Regions from separate parts of the Homo sapiens genome. Here region 2 is linked to region 1. A link is a loop called in an ENCODE intact Hi-C map of the cell type or tissue named here. Cell type or tissue: B cell. All regions are shown on one strand. Links, peaks and the distances in the headings refer to the core of each region. The heading gives the core; the rest is flanking DNA.

Evidence for each region. Peaks named below come from ENCODE experiments on the same cell type or tissue, not always from the same donor. Only the 100,000 strongest peaks of a DNase experiment are listed, where the experiment ranks them.
Region 2: a loop joins it to region 1, with 7 times the contacts of the local background. A loop is called at or near these places in 5 of 110 quality-filtered maps.

What each region holds. Positions count from the first base shown.
Region 1 is chr2:44,937,653-44,945,972 of GRCh38, forward strand. SIX3 (SIX homeobox 3) reads left to right here and starts at 4,050. Exons shown (of 2, transcript NM_005413.4): 1 at 4,050-5,258; 2 at 6,916-8,320. The coding sequence starts at 4,453. The coding sequence ends at 7,108. LINC01833 (long intergenic non-protein coding RNA 1833) reads right to left here and starts at 1,547. Exons shown (of 2, transcript NR_147195.1): 1 at 1,171-1,547. SIX3-AS1 (SIX3 antisense RNA 1) reads right to left here and starts at 4,226. Exons shown (of 2, transcript NR_103786.1): 1 at 4,058-4,226; 2 at 2,502-3,181. RefSeq lists enhancers at 1,714-2,215, 2,216-2,715, 3,484-4,010, 5,093-5,817, 8,107-8,320 and 1 more and silencers at 169-248, 1,243-1,372. In B cell, for the core only: no CTCF peak of the experiment used is centred there; DNase peaks (open chromatin) are centred at 3,399, 4,079, 4,979, 5,859 and 7 weaker places; H3K4me3 peaks cover 4,637 bases; H3K27me3 peaks cover 7,357 bases.
Region 2 is chr2:44,798,254-44,806,616 of GRCh38, forward strand. No RefSeq gene overlaps it. Among named protein-coding and RNA genes, the nearest start is that of LINC01833, 140 kb to the right of the region's middle. RefSeq lists enhancers at 2,662-3,462, 3,463-4,263, 4,527-5,359, 5,177-7,347, 6,381-6,900. In B cell, for the core only: no CTCF peak of the experiment used is centred there; DNase peaks (open chromatin) are centred at 3,248, 3,578, 4,328, 4,808 and 1 weaker place; H3K4me3 peaks cover 2,441 bases; H3K27me3 peaks cover 7,006 bases.

The sequences.
Region 1 (8,320 bases), core at 321-8,320:
TGCATGGAGAAAGTTGAGGCAACTGAGCTGTGTTTACTGTCCGGGGCGACAATTGCTTGGAGCGCCAGTCCCCGGAGGCTAAGGCGGGGGGCGGGGGTGCGGGGAGGGAGCAGTTGTTGTTGTTGTTTTTCAAAGGAAAGTAATCGGGGTCCTTGAAGGGCTTCGCGGCCTCCCCGCCTGCGTGCTGCGCTCCCCTGCGCCCTCCCTGGCCGCCCGCGCCAAGCGCCTCAGTTTGCAGCTTGCGGGGAGGCCCAGACTACGGGCCACCCGGCCAGCCTCCGCCTCCCGACATCCTGGGAGCCGGAAGGGGCGTTGCCCCCACAGGGCAAACCTTCCCCCGGCCTCCTGGTCGGCTGTTTAGAGCTGAGCAAGGCCAAGTGGGTGCAGCTGCCCCAACCCTCCGGATCCTCGTCTCCCGGAGGCCTGCAGACCCGTTGGCTTTCCCTGTAACCCAAAACAAGGAGAGAGTGGGAGGTCTCTCGGGCGTTCTCCAGATGTGGTTGAGACTTTCCCAGTGCTGGGGTGGCGGGTGACATTTGTAAATAAATGCCAGTTGGTCCGGGTACAAGGAGAACACTATTTAAACCCCAAAGACATCTTTTCTCCCTGCCCCACCTGAAGGCGATATTTTAGATCGCCGGGGCCAGGATTGAAGCGGGGATGATGGCAGCAAATTTGTTCTGCACAGGTGACCCGGCCTGTACGGGCGCCAAGTCCCAGATCCCGCAATCAGAGCGGCCAGAGAGCAGAGAAGAGACCTAGAGGATCTGCAAGCTGACCTATCCACCCGAGACTCTCCGCTCTGAGCGACCCCAGGGTGCAGGCGCCCTCCACGCGCCACCTCCTCTAGCGGTCCCCCAGGGTCCCTTCCCAGTCCTCGCACTGCCCTAGGGCTTGCTTGGTTCCCAGACCAGCGTGGAAGGCCGCTGGGCCCCGGAACCCAAGGTCCCTCTGCTTCTGCTCCACTCCCCAGTGCCCAGCGCCTGGGAATTTGGGAGGGGAAGCTCTGGCGCTCCACAGCCCTGCTTCCCACCCAAACACGCACTCAGAACCCCTCGACTGAGATCCTATGGAGCCTGCGCCCCCAGCCCGGCGGGGAGCCAGTCCGGCCCTCCGCTCTGGGACCAGCCGCCCCGCCTCCCTGCCCTGCTCTCCGGACTCTCAACTTACCCGCTCCAGGAGGCGGGAGTACTGCTTCAGGCCAGAGCCGAAAGGCGCTGGCGGCGGCTGGACCGCGAGGTGGGCTCGGTGGGCGGCGCCGAGCTCGGCTCTGCTGGGAGGCGCGGACAGCCCGGGGCTGCCACCTGCCCCACCGGGTCCTGGCGCACAAAGCTACACGCCTCTCTGCAGCCCTCTGCCCTGCTTCGCGTTCCGGAACCGCGGTCGCCACCCAAGCAGGCGGGGTGCGGCAGGGCGGCAGGGCGGCAGGCGCTGGGGCAGAGGCTGGGGGGCGGGGGTGTCGCCAGAGTCTCAGCCCCACTTGCCTCAGTTCTCCCTGAGTGGCGATGGTTTTTTATTTCAGCGCTTTCGGCAGAGCCCGCAGCACCTGCCCAGCCTCCCTCCGGGGCTGGCCGGGCAGTGGCAGGGAGAGGCCAGGTCGCCACCACCCGGAGGCGGGGGTTTCGGGGACGGGGAGGGGACTGACCGGGTTCACCCGCCCGCCCGGCGCCTGGGTCCCCGGCTCCGGGGGATGCAGTTTCGGGGTCACGAGCTGCTTTCAAAAAGTTGAACACAATATTCGGAAACCCACCCGTAGGAATTCTCCCCCCACACGCGGCACAATACCCACTCCCCTCCCCTTTTTCATTCCTTCCTCCCCCGCTTCCTCCTCCTGCCCCTTCCCCCTCCCACCCTTCAGCCTATAATCCTTCCCCTACGAGAGAAAGGGATCGGGAAGAAAACATGAAGTGTCTGTTTTTGTGTCCCAACCTTTGGGCTCTTTCTGGGCCCTCAGTGAATGACCGCCCAGAGCTTTCAGCTGCGTGGAGAAGGACTCATGGCCAGGAGGAGAGGAAATATATATGGAGTGGAGAGAGCACTGAAATGGGGCTTGGCAGGTCTTCCCTTTGGAGGAATATTTTTCTGCCCCAGTCGTCGTGTTGAAGACCTGCTACCCCACGGCTGTCTCTGGCTAAGTGAGCCAGTATTGGCCCCTCGCCGGACCCAGGGCCTCCCTGCCGCCCGGAATCCTCCAAGGAGGCTTGCACTTGTCGGCTTGCTCTTCTCCCCGGCCCTCAGAGGCCTGGCACTGCGGGAGTCAAGGCCTAAGCAGGGCTCCAGCTCGGGGTTTAGGGGCTGGGACACTCACAGCCCCAGTCACGTTAGGTTTCCCATTTAAATTCTCTCTCAACCTCTCTTTCTCTCTTCCCTCATTGAGATCACCAAAGTGGTGTGGACACGGCGCCTTGCCCCCAGATCTGCATCGGAATGCAGAAAAGATCTTTAAAAAAAAAAAAAAAAAGTTTTGAATTCCTCAATGATTTTTCTTCTGGAAAGGCAGCTTAGGATAATTATTTCAGCTTTATTGAGGGCAGATTAGTTGAAGTCTGGGCGCTGCGTTTCAATACGCGTTGTACACGGGCCGACAATGTGGTCATTGTTGGCTACTGTGTGTGAATCCATTCAACATATACACTTTTTAACACCAAACCGAGTCCTGTCTAAATATACACAGTGCTCAGGGAAAGACGTCTCTGACCCCGACAAATCTGCGTAAATCACACTTCCATAGTTACAGAAGCCTCACAAAGGGAGGCCCGGCTCAAGATGCTGATTACAGCTTCTTAAAAGCAACATACCTAAGAATAAATACCCATGCCTGGCCTAGGGGCTGTGGTGGCCAGAGGCAGAGAGGGCCCTCTGTGTTCTATGGGCCTTTTGGCGTCTGTTTTAGGCTTTCGATGTTACTTTCCCTAGAGAAATTAGACAGTTTAAAAATAATAATGGTAATTATTATTATTTTACAATACGAGCAAACAAGCAATTTTCAGGCCTTATTCACTTCATCCGGGTGGCTGGCCTCCAAAGTTTGAGTGCCCTCTGGGGCTGGCAGGCAGGACCAGAGCTCCTTCTGTTGTGTGGTGAGGAGTGGGCATCTGTAGGACTTTTCTGGGTCCAGAGGGCTCTTGGGCTTCTCGGCTCCCGCAGCTCCTCCACCACTCCTCAGAGAGGCAGCTGAATTCTGGGAAGAAACAAAGAGTTGAGTTGCTTCTTAAGATGGAAAGAAGTGTACTGTTTGGACTGTTATTTTAAAATACAGGGTGGTGGGGGAAATCGAGGCTCCTTGGCCGGGGAGGGAGTAAAGAGAAGCCTAATTGATGAAGAGGGAGTTGAGGTGAATGCGGTCCATGGGCACCGATGGGGGAGGCAAGAGCGGCCTCCAGCACCCTGGGAATTGGGCTCAGGCTCCCTGGCGCCAGATACCCTCGGAATCCGGGATCCCCGGCTGGCGCCACGGCCCGCTGGGCCAAGGTCGGTGCTTGGTGGGCCCCATGATCTCATCTCTCCTTTCTTCCTTGCCACTATTAGTGCTCACATAGGCAGAAAGAGGCGGCCCGACGTGCAAACCATGTGCAAACCGCGCCCGCTGGGCTGGTCAGCCGTCTTTCCTTGCCTGCCGACCTGGACTATGTGGAGCCTGGGGGACCCTCTTGCCTCCCAACAAAATCCCCTCTCTAATTGCACATCCCATTCAACAACTCTGCCCAGGGCTTTTCGAATTTCTGGATCAACTTCTTTAGGAAAAAGGGAAGAAGAAGTCTCAGAGACAGCGGTAGAGAAAAGAGGAGAGAGAGGGAGAAGAGAGAAGAGAGGAGGGGGAGGTAGCGAGATTAAGAGTTGCAAAGATAAAAAAAATTCTCTTTATCCCCCCACTTCTCCCTCCTTCCCTGCTCTCCCCCTCCCCCCGCCCTCTGGCTAAGTGGTAAAACCGTCCTTACGTTCTCGGTATTGATTGGCAGGGCTGACAGTGATTGGCAGTGGTTGCCGTGGCAACGCCACAACGACACGCCACAGACCAATAGAAAAGCGAAACAAAATGTTTCAATGCTGCACTCACTGTGGATTTAGGGGAGATATTATGAGGCTGTTGTCATTAGGGCGATTGCGGTGGAATCGCTGAATCTTGACTCGGCGGTGGTTGGCTCTCCCTCTCCTCTCTCCCTCTCCCTCTCCCTCTCTGTCTCGGGTTCTCTCTCTGCGCGCGCGCACCGGGCCGCTCTCCTACCTCCCTCTCTATGTGGCTGCGCGGGTGTGTGTGTGTGTGGATGTGTGTGGGGTGTGGGTGTCCCTTACGCCCTTCCTCCTCTCCCTCCTCCTCCTGCTCCCCCCTCCTTTCCTTCTCCTCCTCCCCCCTCTCCTCTCCCTCCTCCTGGTCCTCATCGCCCCTCTCCTCCTCTTCCTCCCCTCTCTCTTCCTCTCCCTGAATTTTCTCCTCTCCTCTCAGGTCAGTCCATGGTATTCCGCTCCCCCCTAGACCTCTATTCCTCCCACTTCTTGTTGCCAAACTTCGCCGATTCTCACCACCGCTCCATACTTCTGGCGAGTAGCGGCGGCGGGAACGGTGCGGGAGGCGGCGGCGGCGCGGGAGGCGGCAGCGGCGGCGGGAACGGTGCGGGAGGCGGCGGTGCTGGCGGAGCAGGCGGCGGCGGCGGCGGCGGCTCCAGGGCCCCCCCGGAAGAGTTGTCCATGTTCCAGCTGCCCACCCTCAACTTCTCGCCGGAGCAGGTGGCCAGCGTCTGTGAGACGCTGGAGGAGACGGGCGACATCGAGCGGCTGGGCCGCTTCCTCTGGTCGCTGCCCGTGGCCCCCGGGGCGTGCGAGGCCATCAACAAACACGAGTCGATCCTGCGCGCGCGCGCCGTGGTCGCCTTCCACACGGGCAACTTCCGCGACCTCTACCACATCCTTGAGAACCACAAGTTCACCAAGGAGTCTCACGGCAAGCTGCAGGCCATGTGGCTCGAGGCGCACTACCAGGAGGCCGAGAAGCTGCGCGGCCGCCCACTCGGCCCGGTGGACAAGTACCGCGTGCGCAAGAAGTTCCCGCTGCCACGCACCATCTGGGACGGCGAGCAGAAGACGCATTGCTTCAAGGAGCGGACTCGGAGCCTGTTGCGGGAGTGGTACCTACAGGACCCCTACCCCAACCCCAGCAAGAAACGCGAACTGGCGCAGGCCACCGGCCTCACTCCCACACAAGTAGGCAACTGGTTTAAGAACCGGCGGCAGCGCGACCGCGCCGCGGCGGCCAAGAACAGGTTAGTGGCGGGGCCCGCGGCCTGGCTACAGCCTCAGAGGCCTGGGAAGGGGAGAGGGGTTGAGATGGGGCTAGCGGAGCGGCCGCTGAGAGCCAGGGAAGCCGTGACTCCTGGCCAGTCGGAGAAAGTTTCCGCTTGTCCGGGACGCGCGGAAGAGGGGGCCGGGCTGGCTGTGGGTGTATTGATTGCTTTGACCAAGAGGGGCTTTCGTCAGGGCAGAGAGTGTGTGCTTGCGACCCGAGTACCCGCAGCCCCTGGGAGACTTAGCCCTGCGCTGCACCCGTGCCTGCCTCCTCAGCCCTGCCGCCAGCTCGGCGATCCTCTGGAGCCTAGAGACAGGGAGGGAAGGAAAGCACTCTTTGCCATCTGGTTCTTATTTCTGTGCGTTGCAAAACCCCGAGAGAAATCCACTAGCGTCAGAGAGAGGAAAGTGAACCTGGGTCCCTATCACAAGGGGAAAAGGCCAGAGGCCACTGCGCAGCGGGCCTGTTTCCCCGCAACGCTGCACGTTGCCTGACCGGGAGCAGGAGAGCCGGGCTGGGAGTGGAGAGGCCTAGCGTGTGCGTGTGCGTGTGTGTGTGCACGCCCGTGTGCATGTACTCGCCCTCCTGTTTCAGCCGAGGAGAATCCCTTTGGTCCTCTAAGCTGGGAAGCGGGCACGAGCAGCCTCGTTGCCGGCAAGTTGGCCACAAAGTCACAAAATTGTATAGGGCTTGACCAACATCACAGGAGCTGGGCCTGGGGGAAGGAGAAAAAGAACCAGAGGGAAAGAAGTGGATAGGCGAAAGGAGTGGGGAGAGAAGGGAGAAAGAAAAGAGGAAGTTGGGTGAAAGCCCTGATGTGGAGCCTGTGTCTTTCTCTATCCAGCCAGGAAGGCCCAGGGCCTGGTGTACTTCAGGGAGCAGGACCCCCAGCTGCTGACAGCTGCCCGTGGGTGGGGGCTGGGTGTGAGTTTCTGGAGGTGTGTTCGAGTTTAGGCGGCCGGGACCTGAGCCCATGGCCCTCTCACCCCTGCCGTGGAGCCCACTTTTCGTCTGATGAGGGGAGCGCCCAGGGTCAAGCCAAGGCCTCCTTGTGGAGAGAATTCCAGACACCAGGTCCAGGCAGAAGGTTCCCGGTGGGGGAAAGGGCAGCTGGAGACTGCTCTGTGCGCCTCTCTTGCCTTCTCCTTTGCCCCTTTTCTGTCTCCCTGCTCTTTCCCCACTTTTCCACCGCCAGCTTTCCTATTTTCTCTACCCTCGGTCCTGCGCTCTGCGCTGGCATCCAGAGAGCAAAGTATGCAGTTCTACCCGGAGACTGGCCGGGCGGTGGGGAACCCGCAGCTCCCGGTGTGTGTTTGAGGGAGCAGGGACGGGGTTACTAGGGGAACTCGACCGGTCGCGGGGCAGCCGGCTCAGTTTGAAGAGCCCCAGGGACTGCGGAGGGAAGAAGCGCCCGGCTCCTCTCCGACTTCTGCTTCTCCAGGGCTTGGCGTACTTTGTCGCTTGCACCCAGGCCTCCCCAAGCGGCCGGGCTCGGGTTCTGCCTCTCCTCCGAGGCCAGCCTCTATCTGAGAAGACTTGGGATGCTCCCGAAAGCGGAATGGGGAGCGGCGGCGCGGGGGAGCCGGGTGGCGGGCCTCTGTGTCAGGGCGGGCGCGGATCTCTTTCTCCCGCAGGCTCCAGCACCAGGCCATTGGACCGAGCGGCATGCGCTCGCTGGCCGAGCCCGGCTGCCCCACGCACGGCTCGGCAGAGTCGCCGTCCACGGCGGCCAGCCCGACCACCAGCGTGTCCAGCCTGACGGAGCGCGCAGACACCGGCACCTCCATCCTCTCGGTAACCTCCAGCGACTCGGAATGTGATGTATGATAGCCAAGGCCGCCCTCCTCCCTCTCCTTCCCCTCCTCCCCCACTCCTTCCCCTCCGCCTCCTAGCCCTCCTCCTCTTCCTCCTCTTCCTTCTCCTCCTCCATCCCCAGAACAAACCGAAATCAGGATACCCAACCATACACACATACAAGTCCACACACACTCCCACCCCAGCCAAAAATATATAAAAAACAAGAAAATAACAAATTAACCGCAAACTATCAACAACCCCCAACCACCATCTACCACTACGGCCACCCCAAAGGACCCCGACGCCAACAGACAGTCAAACGCTGATGTTGCGGGCAGAAAACATAAAAGAGGTGACAATTGTATACTTTCTAGGACAAGCACGGCTTCTCCTTTCGGTTCCCATGGACCCGGCACCCCACCTGCATGACGATTTATTTGTATCTGGGAAAATATTCTCTCTAGTTAAAAATGATTTAAAGAGTCGACTATACAAAAATCAATCACCACCACGAGGACAAGAGGGCAAAAGCAAAACAGACAAAAAGAAAAAAAATCGCCGTCTCCGTTCCGAATTTGTTAAAAAAAAAAAAAAAAAAAAAAAAAAGGACAGGGGGAAAAAAAAAAAAAAAGAACTCCTGGAGAGGGAAATAGCAAATGTGTCTTGCCTTTTGTTGCTCTCTCTCTCTTTTTTTTTCTCTCGCTCTCTTTCTTTCTCTTCTTCTCTCTGTTTTTAAGTCAAGTATTGGTCAAAAAAATGCAATCTTCTGTTTTTTGTTCAGCAGACAATCATTTTCTTCGTAAGCACCTTTTTCTCTCCACTCTGTCACTGCCTGTGTGGGTACTGGTTATAAATGTGGAAAAAGAATAGTTATGACTGTAACAGATTTTTATTTTTATTTCAAAATTTTATATGAATTATGTATATCTTAATGATCGGTCATTTTCCCAGTTTGTAATATATGTGTAGAAATTGCCTGTATATGATATTGCTTTTTCTCCTCTCCCTTTCTCTTTCTCTCCTCTCCCTCTCTCTGTCTTTCTCCCCGCTCAACTGTCTCTTTTCTTTTTGGGGTTCTCCTCCCACTCGGTGCTCCTGGTGTCGACTTGGCAGTCAAGGAGAGGCATGGTGGCCTGGGTTAGGAAGAGGGACCCTGTCGCTAGCAAAAGCGGAGAGTGAGATTGTAGTATTCTTATGCAAAAGCTATTTCCAGTATTTCTTAGCAGCTTCAGAGGTATCTCT
Region 2 (8,363 bases), core at 346-8,345, 140 kb before region 1:
GAGAGACTCCAGCTGTCTCTCTTCCTTGGACAGCCTCCGTCAGCCAGGCATTTTGTGGTTCCTCCTCAGCACTCAGCACTGTGCCACCATCCTCCTCCTCCCCATGGGGCTGAAACAGCCATGGCTGATGTCTCCAGGGAGCATCTCATGAAGAGACCCCATGATGGGTGGTGCTTAGACAGCCATTGTTCCTACTCTGGCTTCCCTAGCCTGCTTTCCTCCAGCCCCGCATACTGTTCCCCTTCCCTTCCCTCTGTCTTCCTCAGTCAGTACCTACCTTCTGTCCCACAGGCTGGCCAATGACTTCACTGTCCCATCTCCTCAGGGATCACTCTGGAAGACCCTCTCATAGCTGAGGGGGCTGGCCTCCGAGTTCTCCACAAGTGGTGGGCTCTGGCCCTCTTCCCGCCATGTACCAGCTTGTTGGCCTGTCCTTTGTCTCTTCCTTCAACTTAGCTTGAGCCAGCTCACTGAGTAGGGACAGTCACATCCAATTCAAGACCTTCCCACTGTTCATGTTTCTTTTCCTGGAGCCAGGATTTTAAATTTGAGGTGGATTTATTGGGCATTTACTATATGCTAGGAAATGTGCTAAATACTTTTGTACATTATTTCGTGTAATCTGCCAAACAATGAGGTTTTTAAATTAAATTTCCTCTAAGACATCTGAAGATACTATTATCTTAGGCTTAGAGAGGGTAAGGAGCTTGCAGAACCAAGGTTTAAACCCAGGCGGTTCATCTCCAGAGAAGGCTTGAAGGCTGAATAAAGTGAGTAGCAATTACATCATAAATAGAACCACCCATGGACATAAGGAGATCCAAACTCTACTCTCACCTCTGCCATGAAACAGATGTGGGCAAATCATTTAATCACTCTGAGCGTCACTTTTTTCATCTTCAAAATGTGCATTGGAGAAGCAGGGCTAACAGACACTCTCTCGTGGGATGCAGTGTAACACAATGATTAAGCATGTGGATTCTAGTGCTAGGTTGTCTGGGTTCAAATGGTAGTTCTATTCATGAATTATGTGACCAAATTGCCTTGTGTCTCAGTTTCCTCATCTGTGAAATGGGTATGATGATAACAGTACCTATGGCATAGCATTATGGTGAGAACTAATTGGTGCATATCTGGTAGAGCAGTGCCTGGCATATAGCCACCATTAATATCATTATTATTATTATAACGAATGGTCTCTTCCATCAAAATTCTATTATTTTAGGATGCATTCAAATTTTTTTTTTTTTGAGACAAGAGTCCTGCTGTGTCACCCAGGCTGGAGTGCAGTGGTGTGATCTCAGCTCACTGCAACCTCCTCCTCCTGGGTTCAAGCGATTCTCCTGCCTCAGCCTCCCAAGTAGCTGGGATTACAGATGCCTGCCACCATGCCCAGCTAATTTTTGTATTTTTAATAGAGATGGGGTTTCACTGTGTTGGCCAGGCTGGTCTCGAACTCCTGACCTCAGTGATCCGTCTGTCTCGACCTCCCAAAGTGCTGGGATTACAAGCATGAGCCACCACACCCGGCCTGCATTCAAACTTTTAGCACCATTCTTAATGTAGCCAGAGTTTTCATGTTTAGAAATCAGGAGTTAAAGCCTCGTCTTTAATAAGAAAAATCCTCACACTTATACAGTAAGTCACTCCCTTCAAAACACATGCACATATAATTTTACATTAGGACCTCATAATTCTGGTAAGTCAGCAATAAAACTGTACATTTGTGCAGCTCTTCACAGTGACTGATGCATTTGAACCCACTTCCATTCACTTTGGCCCCACCCCACACTATGAGGCAGGCAGGATAGGCAATGTGGCCACTCAGGGACAAGGAAGCCTTCAGTCAGATGTAGTAGGTGACTTGCTTGAGGTCACACATTAATGGGCAACTGAACCAGCCTTGATGCTGAAAGATCCTAATTTCCAGTCTAGAAATCTCTCCAGAAAGAAATCTCTCTCTGTTCTGCAAGGTACTTTGTGCTTATATGTGTGTTGGGTCCCCGCAGACCTGAACCAGAATGTGGGTAGAATTCACCCCTGGCAAAAAGAGCTCCTCTCTTGTAACCACGGACTTAACCAGTCTTTATCTAGAATGGAATCCCCTTTTCTAGAGATTGTAGGTACCTAGGGTCACTGTTACCTCACAAAGGGTGGAAAAAAGAGGGGAAAAGGCCCTGGGCTCAGAAACACCCCTGTTCTCATCCCTGCGCTGGCCCTTGATAAGCTTTGTGGCCTTGGGCAAATCATGAGAGCTGTCTAAACTCTCTGAGAAATGTGGACGGGCACAACCACTTTGTCGGGAAGCTGAAAGCATTAGCAATGACACGTCGTAGGCATCAAGGAGGCGTTCAATAAATGGTAGTTTAAAAACAAAACAAAACAACAACAAAACTCCTTTCTCCAGAAGGCCAGTATGGCTGACAGACCAGCCTCTGGCCTCACTTCTGCCCTTGGAGATGCTGGCGCCCAGAAAGGCAGCAGGCAACGCAGACAGGTGACTTTCAGTCCTGAAACATATATTCTCACGTTGGGTACCTGCTGTTTTTAATGACTAATTTTTTCCCCCTGATACAGCCATCATTTAGCAAATACCAGGGCTAGTTATTAATTTAAAAACACCTTCAGCCTGTGCTTACAGAAACTGCCATTTCCCCCCTCGGGAATGAGTTTTTCGTTATGTTTTTAAAATTAGCTGGCGCTTGAATTTCATTTTCCATCCAAGCTTCCCTGTTATCTGTAAGGTCACAGAAACACATAGGCCGCGGACAGTCCAATCCCAGATATTAGGCTCCCGGAATTAAAAGCTGAAATAAGTAAATAAAGAGAGAACGCCCAGGGATTTTTTCAGAGCAGAAAGCCGGTCCCCAGCGTGACGCGGAAGCCAGGTTGCCTCCTCAAGTGACTCTTCCCTTACATTTGGAGGTGAAGGCTGAGGAAGAAGAGGTGACAGAGAAGGAAAAAGGCCTGTGCCCTATATCGCCAAGATCTGTTTCTTCTCCGCTCAGCAACGTGAAAGAATGAGAATGCATTCTGGAGGAAGAAGGGAAAAAAAAAAAAAAAAAAAAAACAAGCGCTGATTGTCCCTTTAAGCCATTTCAATCACAGTCTCGCAGTTAAAATAATGCTCACCTACTGCGCTTCCAACTGGGCCATCTACCTTTTCCGCCGGGTCAGGCCCAGTCAAGCCTGAGGAGGCGGCCGCGGCCCTCGTGAGCCCGCTCTAGGCCCGGTTACACCTGTTTATCACCAAGTCGCTTCATTTCCCTTCCCCTCCTCCCTGCTTGAAAAGGAGCATTAATTAAACCGGTAAACAAGCCGGCTCCCATTCTAAATCAGAGCTGCAGGCAAAGGAGAGATAACTTAGGCTCCGGAGAAGAGGGATTTTCAGTTAATTTATGGAATCCACCGTCACACTCTCTCCGAGCAGCCAGCTCCCCGCTTAACGGGGAAATTGAAGCAGACAGCCTTTGTCTAAACACTTCTTTTGCCCAGAATATCTTAATTTTCCTATTTGAATGTTTAATAAGGTTTGGGGTGCAGCAGCTTCCTTTTAATTGTGACGGTGCGGCCGCTTGGGCGTGATCCCTTGGCTGGGGCTGCAGGGGGCCCGTCCTCCAGGGGCGCAGAGGGAAGGACCAGCGTTTCCAAGCCGGGCTCTGGCCGCCGGCGCGAGAGCGAGGCCAAGGTCTGGGGGCAGTTCAGGGGGACCCCGAAGTCGGGACGGCCCAGAAACGCTTTGCCCACAGCCACCGCCCTTTCCTTTGTGAGTTTCCCCAAAGCCGTCGGTGCGACCCGGCGCCGACTCTCCTCCTCTTCTCCCTGCGAGGGCCCGCGCCGCCCGGGCCCAGTCCTGGGGGATAGATCCCTCGGGGCCCAACGGCTGGGCCACCGCCGGTCTCCGGCCACTGCTGCGAGGACAGGCGCTGCCTAACTAATTTCTCCTCTAAGGGGGCTGTGCGTGCGTCTCCTTCCCAACTGATGTCTGGAATTTCACAGTGTAAGTGGGATTCCCACTGAAATTGTAGTTTTCCTAAGATTACAGACAGTCCAAGAAAAACAGCTCGGTACGTCTTTGTCATTTCCTCTGTAAACCTTCAGGAAACAACACAGGAACGTCTTACATAGACTTTAAGTCAGCCTGCTTTTCCGGGTGGCGTATCCAGTAATCATGTTGACAAATTAATGGTAGAGAATTAGTTGTACATTAAAGATTTAAATTATATTATGCAGCACATTGTCATAAAGTGATATAAAACAATAGGAAAATAAATGTAAATGAATTCAAGTTACTGACATGTAAAACGCCAGACTGACATCTGTACACTTAGCTACTCGCTCAGCCGCGGTGGCGGGGCCCGCGCGGTCCCTCCGCAGACTCGCGGGCCGGGGGAGGCCCTGCTGCGGCGCCGCGGCGTACCAAGGGTTAAGCGGCGCGGCTCGCGGCCCTCCCGGCTCCCCTCCCCTGCGTGTTGATTTTCAGGCCCACCGAGCCGCCCGAGAAAGTTTTCAATTCGATGGGGCTGCAGCGTCTCAGGGGCTGAGCTCCTTAGAAAGCTTCGGGGGCCCCCGAGGGCCGCCTTGCGGGGAGGGGGCGGCTGCCCCGTCCGGGACCCGCTAATTACAGGGATTCGGTTTCCCCGCTCTGAAGGAATGCATTACCTGCAGCAAAGGAGGCGCGGCCTCTCAGGAAGGCCCCGAGAGGAAGCTGAATGCCCCAGTGCATTCCAGCCCCATCCCTAGGTTTATACCCGCAACCTCAGCCCATGCTGAGAGACTAATCGCTGGGCCATTGTCAGGGCTGTTGTCCAATCAGCCCCTGAATAGGAAAACTTCACAATGCCGAGTATGAATTAGAGGGGAACAAATGTGGATGCAGACTTTTTTTGCAACAATACCTAACTGAGCCTTTCAGACAGGACAACGGATGCACAAAAGCTCGACGGAAATTGGAGTAACTTTTGGAGGCCCTTGTAGCTGCCGTCAATAAGCGTCAGCCCCATAATGGCGGCTGCGCCTCCGCCACCAATTCCCCCCCAACGCTTTTTTTTTTTTTTTTTTTTTTTTTTTTTTTTTTGTGAGATGGACCAGTTGTTCATGGGGTGGGGGCAAACTGTTGTAAAAATTGGGCATTTTTGTTGTCCTTGTCTTGGAAACGGTGGCTCTCTGTTGAACGCAGCCAAATGGATTGTCTCTTCCTGACGTGGATTGTAGATTTGGTCATTATCTAGCCCACATAAAGTACTGACAATGTCCCCTCCCTCCGTCTGCCCACCCCCAAAAGAACAGAATAGCTTCTTGAGCTGTACAAATGTCAGGTCTCTGTTTTAAAATTTAGCTTTGTTTACCCAACAGAATGGAATTCATTACTGTGTAAAAGTGGCTCCATTTTCTGATCTTTTTATTCAAAATGTTGAGAGTATCAAAAAGCTCATTTGAAGGTCACAGGTTTATGTATCTATTCTCTTAAGTGTTTTAGAAATTCATAGGGAGGACACAAAAGGTGGAAAATGTGAAAACATACTGTTCATTGTTTATCCTAACCTTGCCATGGTTATTAGATAAATGAGTGTAGGGGAAAAAATGGCATTAAAAGCCATTGTGAACTGGGAATTTTTTTCCCCTGAAGACTGTTAATTTTAGCCCTTGATCTGTACAGGTCAATTTCTAATTCTTTTTACTGTGCAGTTTATATAACTTCTGCATTTCAAGTCTATAAAAAGCTTTTGCAGACTTTTCATAATGTAAGTAGCAATTTATTTCATTATGGTCTGAATTTTTTATGTAATTCCTATGGACATTCTGATGAAATTGTCAGGCTTAAAAGCTGTAGTGCTTTTCATTTGGGGATATGTGGACTTTTTTTTTTTTTTTTTTTGCTCCGGTCCATTCTTGCTGGATAATTTAAAATTAGAAAGATTAATCAGTTCAGTGATTTAAAAGACCACACTTTGGTTGGAACAAGGTCTGAGGCAAAATCATTTTTTTATTAGTAAATGATTTAAAAGGTCTTTTCAGCTAGTTATCTGAAGCTGATATTTAACTGTTACTTATTCCACTAATTTCTATCTTTTGTTAAAAGAACTTTCCAGCCTAAATCTCCTCGCTCTGTCCCATGCTAATTGCAGCTTACATTATATAAATGGCTTTGTAAAGAAAACTATAACTCCAAACCTTGAAAGTTGCGTGTTTCTATTTGCTCAAACTTGATGCACTTGTTTGAAGAGGGTCATTGCAGGGAGAGCTGTGTAGCCTGTAAGAATGTCCTGGATAACAAGCTTAAACAGAACCTTTTGTTGTGCCTAGTATTCTCAGGACTCCAAAATGAGGCCTCCTTTTTCTAACTGTGGGCTGAAGTGGTTCATTACTGCTGTTTCCTCCGCCAGGCCAGGGCTCAGCCATTCCCACTACTGAAGGTCTGTAACTTCCTTAAAAAGGAAGAAGGAAAACATGGCCCAGAAAGGTCTTGTTAGCACTTCCTATGTGAAATTAGCAGCTTTCTAAAAGGTACAACTCCAATTACCTCACATTGTGGAGGCGAGCACAAACTCAACAATATGCACAGCCCAGCAAGTGACATTCTGTCTTTCTAGAGTTACTTCCCTAATTAGGAATGAAGAAGCTCTATTCTGCTGAGTGCATCTATTTACAGTGGCCACAATGCTTTAACTTGAGCATCCTTCTCAAAGACCAGTGTTAAAAAACACAAGTGCTCTTTTCGCCGAGCAGGCTATGGTGAGGCGACACATTCCTAACGGTTACGCCCTCGGGGGGGGGAGAAGAAAAAGTGTAGCTGCTTTGGCAGCATTGTTAACACTTCAGGATTCATTTTCCACAATAACGCCCCTGCCCAGAGAGCTCTGGGAATTACAGTGGACAATGGGGAGGCATTCTTAGGAGGGTCTAATGATGGAATAAAAAGAAAAATATTTATTGCTTTTGACAGTTCCACAAGGGGCAAAAATCCTTGTCGTGGCTAAAGTTTCCCTAGCTGTTGGAGGAAGGCGGCTCACTGGGACTCAAACAGTTCCACTTCCTTTGTTAGGAGGCTGAGTACCAGGGCCAAGCTGGGAAATTAAAGATTAAGTTCATTAAGGTAAGATAATTGTGCGGAGGCATTGTTGTTGATACAGGTGGAGTGATAGGGGCTGGGGTAGGAAGCCCATTTACATGTAGGGACGACCCATTAAACAGGCTTAACAGACGTGCGAGGCAAATATGTTTATTATTTGCCTGATGGCTGACCTATGCTTTCACTGTTGCATTAGTCAACGGCCCCCCCCCCCAAAGGAGGGCCAGGACTCCCTGCCGGGAACCAGGTGGAAGTGAAGGCAAAACAGTCTCCAGCGAGCAAAGATACAGTCCTGTGGGCCCTTGGGGAAGACTGGCCTTTCTCCTCCCTCCAATGTCCTGTTACCCTGCTACCCGAGAGGACCAACGCCCCTCCAGCTAAGGAGAGGAGACAGTGCTCTCCCACCTGAGGGATGTCTTTAAATCTTTCTGGATGCTGACAGGAAACATTTGTGCAGAAGCGCCCTTTGGATGTCCTTCTTAAAGAAGACCTCACGCTCTCTTTTCTCCCTCTGATAGGAGGGAGATACCCTGATTTTCCATCAGGGAGCTTCTCAAACGCTTCCTTCCCCAGTGTTACTGACCTCCTCAGAATCTGACTTCGGGAATCTGGGCTGCCTACCTTCCATTTCATTCTTCTAAGAAAAACAAACCAAACATCATTCCCTGTCCCTGCCCTATCTGTCCCACACGCACAGATCCACCCTGCTTTGTTATTGAAAACTGGAGTTTGGCTTTGTTGGGAAGAGCTCCACCCTGCCCCCTTCCCAACTTGGAGACCTATAAATACTGAGAACTTTAGAAAAACAAACAAAAGTATGGGATGGATGGTGGAATTTTGGGGAGCATGGGGGTCCGTCCTTGCGATCTGTCCGAAGGGAGGGAGAAGGTGGAGAGAGAGGTGCCCAGACTGTGCCCAAGTGGCTGAGAATGTGCCCGGTGCAGTGTTCAAGAAAATTATTTCTTCACAAGCACCCTTATTTTTGCTGTGTCTTGGGCAGGAGGAGAAAGATCTGCATTTACTTTTGTTGGGGTCACTAGTTCATCATCTCTGGTTCCTGCACTTATTTTTTCTATTTCTGGTGAGGAACTGAGAAACACAGTTAAGGGTTGGAGATGTCTTTGATAATAGATATCCCGAAAGAAATTCACTTGTTTATTTGCGTGATAGGGTCACCTCTTACACAAAAACTCACCTGCCGTCCTCTCTTTCCCCTCCTGCCCTCCCTCCAGTCCCCCAGGGAGGAAAATGAACAGTGGCATAATGATTTTGGTAAATAGAATTCTTTTTA